2 separate regions of the Homo sapiens genome follow, and region 1 is linked to region 2. The links are chromatin loops, found by intact Hi-C in ENCODE. Cell type or tissue: heart right ventricle. All regions are shown on one strand.

Region 1 (5,000 bases), 62 kb after region 2:
GCCTGCTGCCAGGGTGCTGTCATTTTCAGTTTGTCAATCAATCCCTGTCTAAAACCCGGGAAAGTGCTATCTGGTTCTGCCTCAGAGCTGATTCTGAGGACTAAACAAAGGGAATTGTGGAAGGCACTAGCAAGCTGCCTGGCCCAGAGTGGGCATCTGGTAATCAGCGGCTGCTGCTGCTACTGTTCTCTGCCCAGAGCCATCGAGTCCCTGTACAGGAAGCACTGTCTCGAACAGGGGAAGCAGCAGCTGATGCCCCAGGAGGCCGGCCTGGCGGAGGAGTTCCTGCTCACTGACAATAGTGCCATATGGCAAACGGTGAGGGCAGGCTCTGAACCTGAGCTTTGGGGAGGGGAGGTCTCTGTATTCCACCCAGGGAAGGGGCAGCCTTTGGGTGGGAGGCTGGCACTGGTGGCTCACCCCAGACTGGCCTGCAGTGTCTGAGTACCATGCAGGGAGGGGCTGGTGGATTGGGGCCTACCCAGTCCCCTGCTTCACTACTTTGGTCCTTGGACTGCTCCAGGTAGAAGAACTGGATTACTTAGAAGTGGAGGCTGAGGCCAAGATGGAGAACTTGCGAGCTGCAGTGCCAGGTCAACCCCTAGCTCTGGTGAGCAGTGCGCCGGCTTGGGTTCTCTAGGTGGGTGCTGGGTGGAAAGGGCTTCCTCTTGCCCACCTAGTTCTTCCCAGCCAGAGTTCCCTAGGTCTTAAGGGGGTTGGAGATGCCACCCTGCCCCTGGGAGGCCCCACACGTGTTGGAGCAAGGAGAAAGCCTGGGTGAGACCTCATGGCCATCTTGTCATTTCCCAGCTGATGACGACAGTTTCAGGCCCTTTTCCCACCCCCTACCCCATGGCCCTTGCTGAATGCAGGTGCTGGAGCAGGGCCTGATATAGGTGTGTGGCCCTCACAGACTGCCCGTGGTGGCCCCAAGGACACCCAGCCCAGCTATCACCATGGCAATGGACCTTACAACGACGTGGACATCCCTGGCTGCTGGTTTTTCAAGCTGCCTCACAAGGTGTGTCCTGGGTCATGGCCTGTCCTGTGGTGTTTCCTCATTCTGCTCAAGGCCCACAGCAGGCCTTCAGAGTGACACACCTGAGACTTTCCTTTTTGTGGGAATGACTAGTAGTGGGACAGAGTGTGATTTCAGGCACATACTGTCATCTCTCAGCTTTTGTTTTTCTAATGAAAGTCGGGTGGCAAGGGGCATGGTGGTGGAATTAAATGACATGGGGCACGTCGTATGTTTGGTACGACATCTGGTACGTGATAGGTTTTTCCGATTTGTTATTATGCAGGGAGCCAGGTTTGCTTGTGTCTGTGTGTCTTAGGGGGCATGTGTGTGCACGTGTGTGTGTGCGTGCGCGCGTGCGCGCGTGCGTGATACAATCAGGGATTTGCCTCAGACTGCTGAGGTTCTGGGCTCAGTGTTGGGAGGAGTGCAGGTACTCACGTTGGTTCCCCACCCAGGGGTCTGCCACCTGCCTCCAGCCCCTGCTTCCTTTGCTCTGTCCAGGATGGTAATAGCTGTAATGTGGGAAGCCCCTTTGCCAAGGACTTCCTGCCCAAGATGGAGGATGGCACCCTGCAGGCTGGCCCAGGAGGTGCCAGTGGGCCCCGTGCTCTGGAAATCAACAAAATGATTTCTTTCTGGAGGAACGCCCATAAACGTATCAGGTGGGCCACCATGGGAGGAGTCCTGGGATGCCTTTCCCCTCTCTTCCCACCCAGGGACCCCTGACTAACCCTGGATTCCCACAGAGGGCCAGCCTGACTATGGTCTAGAGGCCTGGCTACTTTTGGTCCTGGTGCCATGGACCTTGGGCAGGTCTCCCCTCTAGCTTCAGTTTCCCTGTTAATGTAAAAAGAATGGTGCTGTAGGACCATGAGAGCCCTTCGTAGCTCCAACAGAACTTCTTGGTGTAACTGCTGGAGCCGTGGGCTATGGCTGAGGACCATGGAGAGCTGGTGGCCTGTAAGCCCTGTTGGGGGCTGGGAGCTGGGTCTTCTAGTCTGGAATGGCAAATGTATTCATCTTGAAGGCCATTTCCAAGGTGGTTGTGGCCATCAGCACACTGGCGAGCAGAGTGGGTGTTGGGATGGTGAAGTCTGCCTGTGTGTAGGAAGAGGCATTGGTGGAAGGAGCGCCTCATGGATGCCCCCCGGAGAGGAGCGGAAGCTCGCTCGGAGGCCTGGCCGGTTCCCAGATGGTTTATGCTCTTGATTGGTGTATCATAGGGCCCCAGTTCTTGGCTGAGCCAGGGCTCACCTTGAGTCCAGTTAGTGAGGCTGGGTAATGGAGTATAGCAGTCCTGGAGGTGGGCAGGTGAGGGCCATGGTGGGATGTGGGATAGATTCTGCTTCCCATGGCTGTGCTGAGCCTCACGTTGTCTGTCCCCACAGCTCCCAGATGGTGGTGTGGCTGCCCAGGTCAGCTCTGCCCCGTGCTGTGATCAGGTATGGTCTGCTGAGTGGTTGTAGGGATAGGAGAACTGAGGTGAGGTGGTAGGTCCTAAGGCCAAAGCACCCTGCTAAGACCCATTTCCTTCCCCTGCACCCCACCAGGCACCCCGACTATGATGAGGAAGGCCTCTATGGGGCCATCCTGCCCCAAGTGGTGACTGCCGGCACCATCACTCGCCGGGCTGTGGAGCCCACATGGCTCACCGCCAGCAATGCCCGGGTATGTGACCTCTGTACCTCTGGCCCCTGCTCTTCCTCTCCCAGGTCTGTAGAAACTGGGCTCTGAGGGCCTTTAGGTATTTAGTGAGGATCATGAAAAGGACCCTGTGATCTGGGTCAGGCAGGACTCTAGTCAAATCTGGCTTCATGATTTCTGTCCACTCCTTCAGTAAATATGTTCTGGGCACCTGCTCCTGGCCAGACCGTGACAGGCGTAATAGCTACAGCTCTCATGGAATTTAGATAGGACCGTGTAGGTGAGGGGTCTGGCATAGCGCTAGGCATAGAGTAGATTCTTTACCTGTCACACCAATTGCTGATAGGTGGCCATCTCTGGAACTGTGGAATTTCAGCAGTGCTGTCTGGCATTCTCTAAAGCCATCCCCTCAGGAAAGGCTCTAGCTCTTTCTCAGTCAACTCTGGCTCCAGGAATGGGGTAGGAAGAGTCTCATTTGGGTATCTCACTCTTCCCACAGCCTGACCGAGTAGGCAGTGAGTTGAAAGCCATGGTGCAGGCCCCACCTGGCTACACCCTTGTGGGTGCTGATGTGGACTCCCAAGAGCTGTGGATTGCAGCTGTGCTTGGAGACGCCCACTTTGCCGGCATGCATGGTGAGCAGGAGCCGGGGTTGGGGCAGCCCAGCCCCTCAGCATATTGACAGTTCTGATGAACATTGGGCAGAATGTTCCTGAGCTGCTTTTCTCACTCCTGCTTGTCTTCCAGGCTGCACAGCCTTTGGGTGGATGACACTGCAGGGCAGGAAGAGCAGGGGCACTGATCTACACAGTAAGACAGCCACTACTGTGGGCATCAGCCGTGAGCATGCCAAAATCTTCAACTACGGCCGCATCTATGGTGCTGGGCAGCCCTTTGCTGAGCGCTTACTAATGCAGTTTAACCACCGGCTCACACAGCAGGAGGCAGCTGAGAAGGCCCAGCAGATGTACGCTGCCACCAAGGGCCTCCGCTGGTGAGGGTCCCTCTCCCATCCACTTTAACACCCAGGACCCGAGGCCTGCTTTACTGTCCTTTAGTACTACCATCTGTTCTATCTCCTGCCCATTACTTGAACTCTCACCTAGCCCCTCTCCTTCCACACCTGTGTAACCTGGTTCCAGGATGATTTGTCCTATTGTGACATTTGGTTGCTTTATAGTCAGCCTTAAACAGTTTTTCCTCATGGGAGTAAAGCTATACTTTTGGTATACTGTTACCAAGTGGTAGCATCTTGACAATTCTGATTATGCTGCATAATCAATAATACAGGGGTTGCAAACTCAGATGCCTACAGGGAATGAGAGCAAATGGAGTGGGTGGAAGACAGGAGTTGACAGGAGGGCGCTGTGGCAAACTGGAGCATGTAGGCTGATGTTGATACTGGAGAAAGCATTACCAGGCCTCCAGGTTACTTAGCCTAGCTCTCCAATTTGTTTCCTCTGATCGTACTGCATACTGTGTGCTCAGGGCCTTAGCAGACTCTCTGCAGGGTTCCAAAAACATTGAGGGAAGAGAGGTACAACTTCCTGAGGTACAGTACACTGTCCACATTTAATTAGCTGGCTCATTGTGGAAACTTCACTTTCTCGTCAACAACTAAAAGTTAAGTATGTGATAAATGATATAGTGGTTGATGACTATAAATGCAGGGAAGGGGAGCTGAGTATCGTCCAGTGGATAAAGTGAGGTCGGGTAAGGCTCATACCGTGAGCAGCGTGTGCTGGTGGAGGCGAGAAAGGTGGTGGGGCTTTAGTTGTGGACACCTTTGAAAGTGTCACAGGAGTTTGGACTGTGGGTGCAGGTGGTGGGGAAGCCATTTATGCGAGTGACGTGTCTCTGGAGCCTTCAGGCGACAAGCCTTGTGAGGTCTGCAGGTTAGATGGAAGCTGGGAGTTGTCTAGGGTTGTGGCAGTTGAGAGGGGTAAGCCAGGCCTGGCTGTTGTGTTTTCTGCTTCAACAAATGCCCCCTCCCCTTCAGGGAGTAGCCTATTCTTACCCCTATCCCCCCAAATCTAGAGTGATGGCCCTTGCTGCCTCCTGAATAAAAGGCCCGTGTTGGTCATTGGGCAATTCAGTGTCTAAAGAAACAGGACAGTAGGAATAGTGGTGCCTCCTGTGCTGGAGTCTTTGTCCTTTATTGGGCTACCATGGGGTGGCCCAGGCTTTGGGGCTACAAAAGCCTGGGCTGCATCTCTTTCTAGCTCCATGATCCTAGGCAAGGCACTTAGCCTCTCTGAGCCGTTTCTTCCTCTGAATAAAAGCCTTTAGGGGACTGGCATGATGTCAGTGTTTTTAAAAGTTGAAGTGATATGTG
Region 2 (5,000 bases):
ATCTCAACACTTTGGGAGGCCCAGGTGGGAGGATCGCTTGATGCCAGGAGTTTGAGGCCAGCCTGGGCAACAAAGACCCTGTCTCTACAAAATAAAACATATTTTTTTATTTTTATAAAATAAATATAAAAGTCTGGCTGTGGTGGCACATGCCTGTAGTCCCAGCTACTCTGGAGGCTGAGGCAGGGGAATTGCTTGAGCCAGAAGTTCGAGGTTATAGTGAGCTATGATCAGGCCACTGTACTCCAGCCTGGCTGACAGAGCAAGACCTTGTCTCATAAAAAAAAAAAAAAAAAAAAAAAGGTGTCTTTTTAAATGAAGAAAGGGAAACTGAAATGTCACAATTCTATACAGAAACAATGCAATCTAGAGAATTACAGTTCTAGCTGAGGCTAAACGACAGCTTAAGGTCATCACGGGCAAAGCATGACATGGCCTCTGACCCTGTTCTCCCAGGCTCTTGGGACATGGAGAGGGGCAGGAAAGCCAATAAGCCACAAACTGATGATAAGTGTCAGACCCGGAGTGCCTGCTAGTCTAGCACGCCACCCCCGCTAGCCCGGCCTTCCAGCTCTAGATGGATGTATGCCTTTCCACACCACAAGCGAAAGTGCTGGGCCAGGGAATGTGGTTTCCCTCTCTGTATCCCCAGGGCCTTGCCCAGAGGCTGACACATAATGTGTGGTCAATAGACATTGAATGAATAAATGAGTGTGGTAAGAAAAAATACAGTGTGGCATGGGAAGACTTCCAATTTCAGAGCCGCGCAGTTCCCTTGCAAAGTGGGAAATGGCTCCACAGCACAGCCCTGGGGCTGCTGACGTCCAGGCCAGGAACCATAAGAGGTGAGTGGCACAGGATGGGTGTGGCTGCTCAGCTCAGGTTGGCCTGGGCAGCACAAGGCCTGACAGCCTCCAGTGCCCACCCATCTTGCACATGGTGACCATACCAATTCTCTTAGCCTGCTCCCTACCTCTGTCATTCTTATCCTCCACCATCTGACCTGACCTATACCCAAATCTCAGGCCCAGTCCAGCAGGACTCCTCCTCCCGCTTCATCTCCACCTCTAAGGTCCTGGTCAGAGAGTTCTCCCCATTGGTAGGGATGCCCTGTCTTGCCCTCTCAACAGCCTAGAAGACCTGTTTGGGCACAGTGAGGCTTCTCCGCCTCAATCTAATTCCTCTTCTCTTAACTCCCAAGGACAGAGACAAAACATCAAAACAATCTGCCCCTTGGATTTTTTGTGCTGCCTTAGGCTAGCAATACTAGTTTCTCTGCTCCTAGAGGTCAGGGGTTCTCCCTGCACTGCAGAGCTTATGGCTGGTCTGTAAACACCACAGCTTATTGTAGAGTGACTAACAGAGAGCTGACTGACCCTGGTCCCTTGCTGGCCACCTTACCTGGCCTTTACTCGTGACAGACCAGCAAGATGGGGGATGCATCTTGAGTGTCACAAGGTAAGTATTACTATTCCCAATTTTGCAGATGGGAAAACTGGCTCAGAGGAAGAGGGGAAGGGGTGTCCTGTGGGTTCTGAATTAGGTCAGACCAACCCCTCCACCTGGATACCCACTGGGCCACACTGCCTCTGCCTCACACCACCATGGTCTTGGAGTCTGTGACCCACAGTAGAAGAGAGAACAGTGGACTCAATACTGGGTAAAAGCTACAGATTCAAAGGGAAGGGGTGGCTATAAACTTGAGACTTGTTTCTTTACTCCCTTTTCCCCCAGCACTCATCAAGGATGTAACATGCCTTCAGAGGCATGTGCCACCTCTCCTAACCTAAGGAGACAGCAGGAGCTATGGTGCAGAACTGGGCAGATAGGAGGAAGGCTTGATATTCTCTGCTTAAGGACAAGATGAGATGGGACAGAGGATGTGGGCCCCCTTCCCTCCTCCAGAAGATCATACGTGCTACATCAGGGGGATATAACATTGCAGAAAGTAAAAGGCCAGCATCATCCCGAGCAGCCACAATCCCTTGGCACTGTGGGCAGGCTGGTAGGCTTGGGCCAACCCCCTAATTTTACAGACTGAGGCACAGCAAGGATATGGGGCACACAATTAGGAGATGAATCCAGACCGGGTGGTATGCTGCTCACCCCTCTAGCACCGCACCAAGGCTCCCAGGGGCCCAGCATGGAGCCCTCCCATCTTGATTCTCCAGGTGTACTGCCAGCCTCAAGCAGGAAACACTGCAGAGGCATCCTTTGGCAACGCAAATGAACTCATGCTGCTTCCCAAAGCCCAGGCTGATTCTCTGGGAGACAAGGACTCACTGGGGGCTGATAGTCCCTCCTATGCAAGGTTTGTAGCTCCTGTAACACACCCCATGCAGTCACCCAAATGGCATTTGGCTTAGAAAAGAAGGGCAAATCCCTGGTCAGATTTACTGTTCTTTTTTCTCCCCAAGAGATGGCCCTCAAAAGAGATACAATATACAAAGCATTAGCACAGAACCTGGCAGAGTCAGTGCTCAGTAAATGGTTCCTGTCCCCATCGTCATGACTCATTATGGCCTCCCCGATGCCCCTTCCTTACCTCCCAGGCTCATGTGAGGGGCCTTCTTTTTATAAACTCAAGGCTTACTGGAGCTGGAAGGCCCTTAACTCAGTCTAGGGTTTCCAGGGGAGGAAACTGGAGTTTCTGAGGGGGAAAGGGGGCTGGAGGCAAGCCCAGACCCACAGCCAGGGGTCCTCCAAGGGCAGAAGGCTAACTGAGGCCCCTCTGCCCTTTGACAGCAGTATGAGCCCAGCATCTCCCTGGAAAATCTCTCTGAGGCCCTCAGCCTTGGCAGGGAGCCAGGGCAGGAGGCCTCTCCAAGAAGACGCTGGCTCTGAGCCAAGACGCATCCCAGAAGCTCCAAGCTCACGGAGAGCAGCACAGGCTGAGGGGAGGAGGGGCAGCCAGGAGAGGGGCGACAAGGAGCCCTCGGGCCAAAGGAAACAAACCTGCTGAAAGTGGGTTTGGCACGAACCTGGGATGCATGGCTGCCTTCCCATGCCCTGTGGTTTCTGCACATCTGGGAGACTATGAAATCACTGCTAGGGACAGGGGAAGGAGGACGACCCTCCTGTTATCTACAGCTGTGCCCATTCAAACTCCACTGGGGCAGTGCTAAACCTTCATCCAAAGACTCTTCTGGGGTTTACCCATTGGCTGCCTTGTCCCCACCTTAAATGCTGAAAAATACAATGTTGCCTGCAGATTCAAGCCACGACTTCTGCCTCCAAGGACTGGGGGGTAATCCCCATTTAAAGGGCTGAACTAGGCACTCCTAAAAGCCCCTTAAGGCCCGAGGCTCTCTACTTGCCTCCTCTCTAGCTTTTCCATGGACCTCTATGCACAGAACCCTGTGTGGCCAGAGGCCTCCTGGGGGGAGATCAGGATTAGTTACTAAGCACTGGGGATGGAGGAGGTCTTGAGCATCTAGTGTAGACCTCACTGTCCAGTGAAAATATGTCAGTTCCAAGTATAATTTTAAATGTTTCAGAAGCCTCATTAAAAAGTAAGAATGAACAGGTCATTTTAACAATATATTGTACTTAACCCAACATTATCATTTCAACATGCCACACTGACCACATTTCATGAGATCAATAGCATGTGTGTCTAGTGGTTATCATAAAGGACAGCACAGCTCTTGACAACAGCAACTTCTCCCCATTTTCAGAAGAGGATGAGAATGTGGTCCAAGTATCTAAGAAAAGCACACAAGGATAGAAAGGGAAGCCCCAGCTGTGCCCATCAGCCTTTCCCTTCAGTTTCCAAATACATAGTCATGGCCTATGAAATAGATAATTTTATGATCAATCAAATTCAGGGAGACTGCAACATAAACCTATTTTGAAACAGACAACCCAGAAATGAGCAGAAATGAATATACTTGACATTACAAGGCTAAGGAACAAAGACCAACAGGAAGACACAAGAGGGAGGCTCTGGGAGACCTCTGCATTAGATGCCAGTCTTGCTAAGGACCTCTATTTGTACAATCTATGCTCAGGGCCACCTGGCTCCTATGGGGTGTAAATACACTCCAGCACTGGGTTTGGTGAATTTTCTACCATGTATCCCTGTAGGAACTACCCACAAAAGCTCCTCTCTGCTTTAGAAGGCAAGAACAAGTCGTGCATTTACCCAGTGCTTCTAGTCTTCTTACTCCGAGTCGCCATGCCAACACACAGTCATAATTACCGAGGAACGCGTCAATAGTGGCAGCATTGACAAAGACACTATATCAGGGCCTGTAAGCTAAGCAAGGTCAGGCTCCTCGAAGCCCCCCAGCTTCCTTCCCACTTCCTTTATTCCACTCTGATCCATTTCTTTCTCTTCGTTCTTTCTCTCCCACCCAGATGGTCTCTGATTATATTTTCTCTGCAGAGAAAGGAACTACAGCTCAGCATATAAAACACTTTTATAGCAATTGGGAGACAGGTTCTCCTTGGAGTCCTGATTTTAACTTGTGGGAAAAGTCACTTTAACATCCAGGCCTCAGTTATTTTGCCGTGAATGGGGAGAATATTTTGGATATTGCCTATTCAGCAAATGGGTGGCTGCATTTAATTCGCCTTCTAAATTCAGGGCTGATTTGTGTTATCTGGTCGACTCTAAGATCATCTTTCTGATCTGCACCAGAGGTACCAGAAGCTCAGGGAAACAAAAGGCAGTTCAGCTCAGAGAGGGAGCTGGTTTTAACACCTCAAGAACAGCAGGGCTTGTATTTCTCCCCAGGAAGGGCAAAAGTCTCAAAAAAGGAGCCAGGAGCAGCTGAACGGTGGGCTCTATCAGATTATAAAAAGATAAGTGGGACAGATGAGAACTATCAGGCTAAGTGACAAGCATCCTGAGGCCCCCAGTGAGAAACAGGACATGCACCCATTTAAAACGAGAGGTCAGAAAAAGGCAGACAGCCATCACCAGAGCCCTACACAAGAGCGCCCCAATTTCAGAACACCCAGTGCACCAACATCTGAACTTACAAAGGAGATAAATT

Evidence for each region. Peaks named below come from ENCODE experiments on the same cell type or tissue, not always from the same donor. Only the 100,000 strongest peaks of a DNase experiment are listed, where the experiment ranks them.
Region 1: it touches region 2 in a loop (4-fold over the local background); 3 of 110 quality-filtered maps call a loop at or near these places.

What each region holds. Positions count from the first base shown.
Region 1 is chr15:89,319,425-89,324,424 of GRCh38, reverse strand. POLG (DNA polymerase gamma, catalytic subunit) reads left to right here. Exons shown (of 23, transcript NM_002693.3): 11 at 198-318; 12 at 524-610; 13 at 914-1,021; 14 at 1,523-1,683; 15 at 2,410-2,463; 16 at 2,572-2,689; 17 at 3,165-3,300; 18 at 3,413-3,659. Among named protein-coding and RNA genes, the nearest start is that of MIR6766, 4.9 kb to the left of the region's middle. In heart right ventricle, no CTCF peak of the experiment used is centred here; a DNase peak (open chromatin) is centred at 2,644.
Region 2 is chr15:89,381,638-89,386,637 of GRCh38, reverse strand. The region is part of intron 2 of MIR9-3HG (MIR9-3 host gene); the gene reads right to left. Among named protein-coding and RNA genes, the nearest start is that of MIR9-3, 16 kb to the right of the region's middle. In heart right ventricle, no CTCF peak of the experiment used is centred here; a DNase peak (open chromatin) is centred at 2,838; H3K27me3 peaks cover 2,940 bases.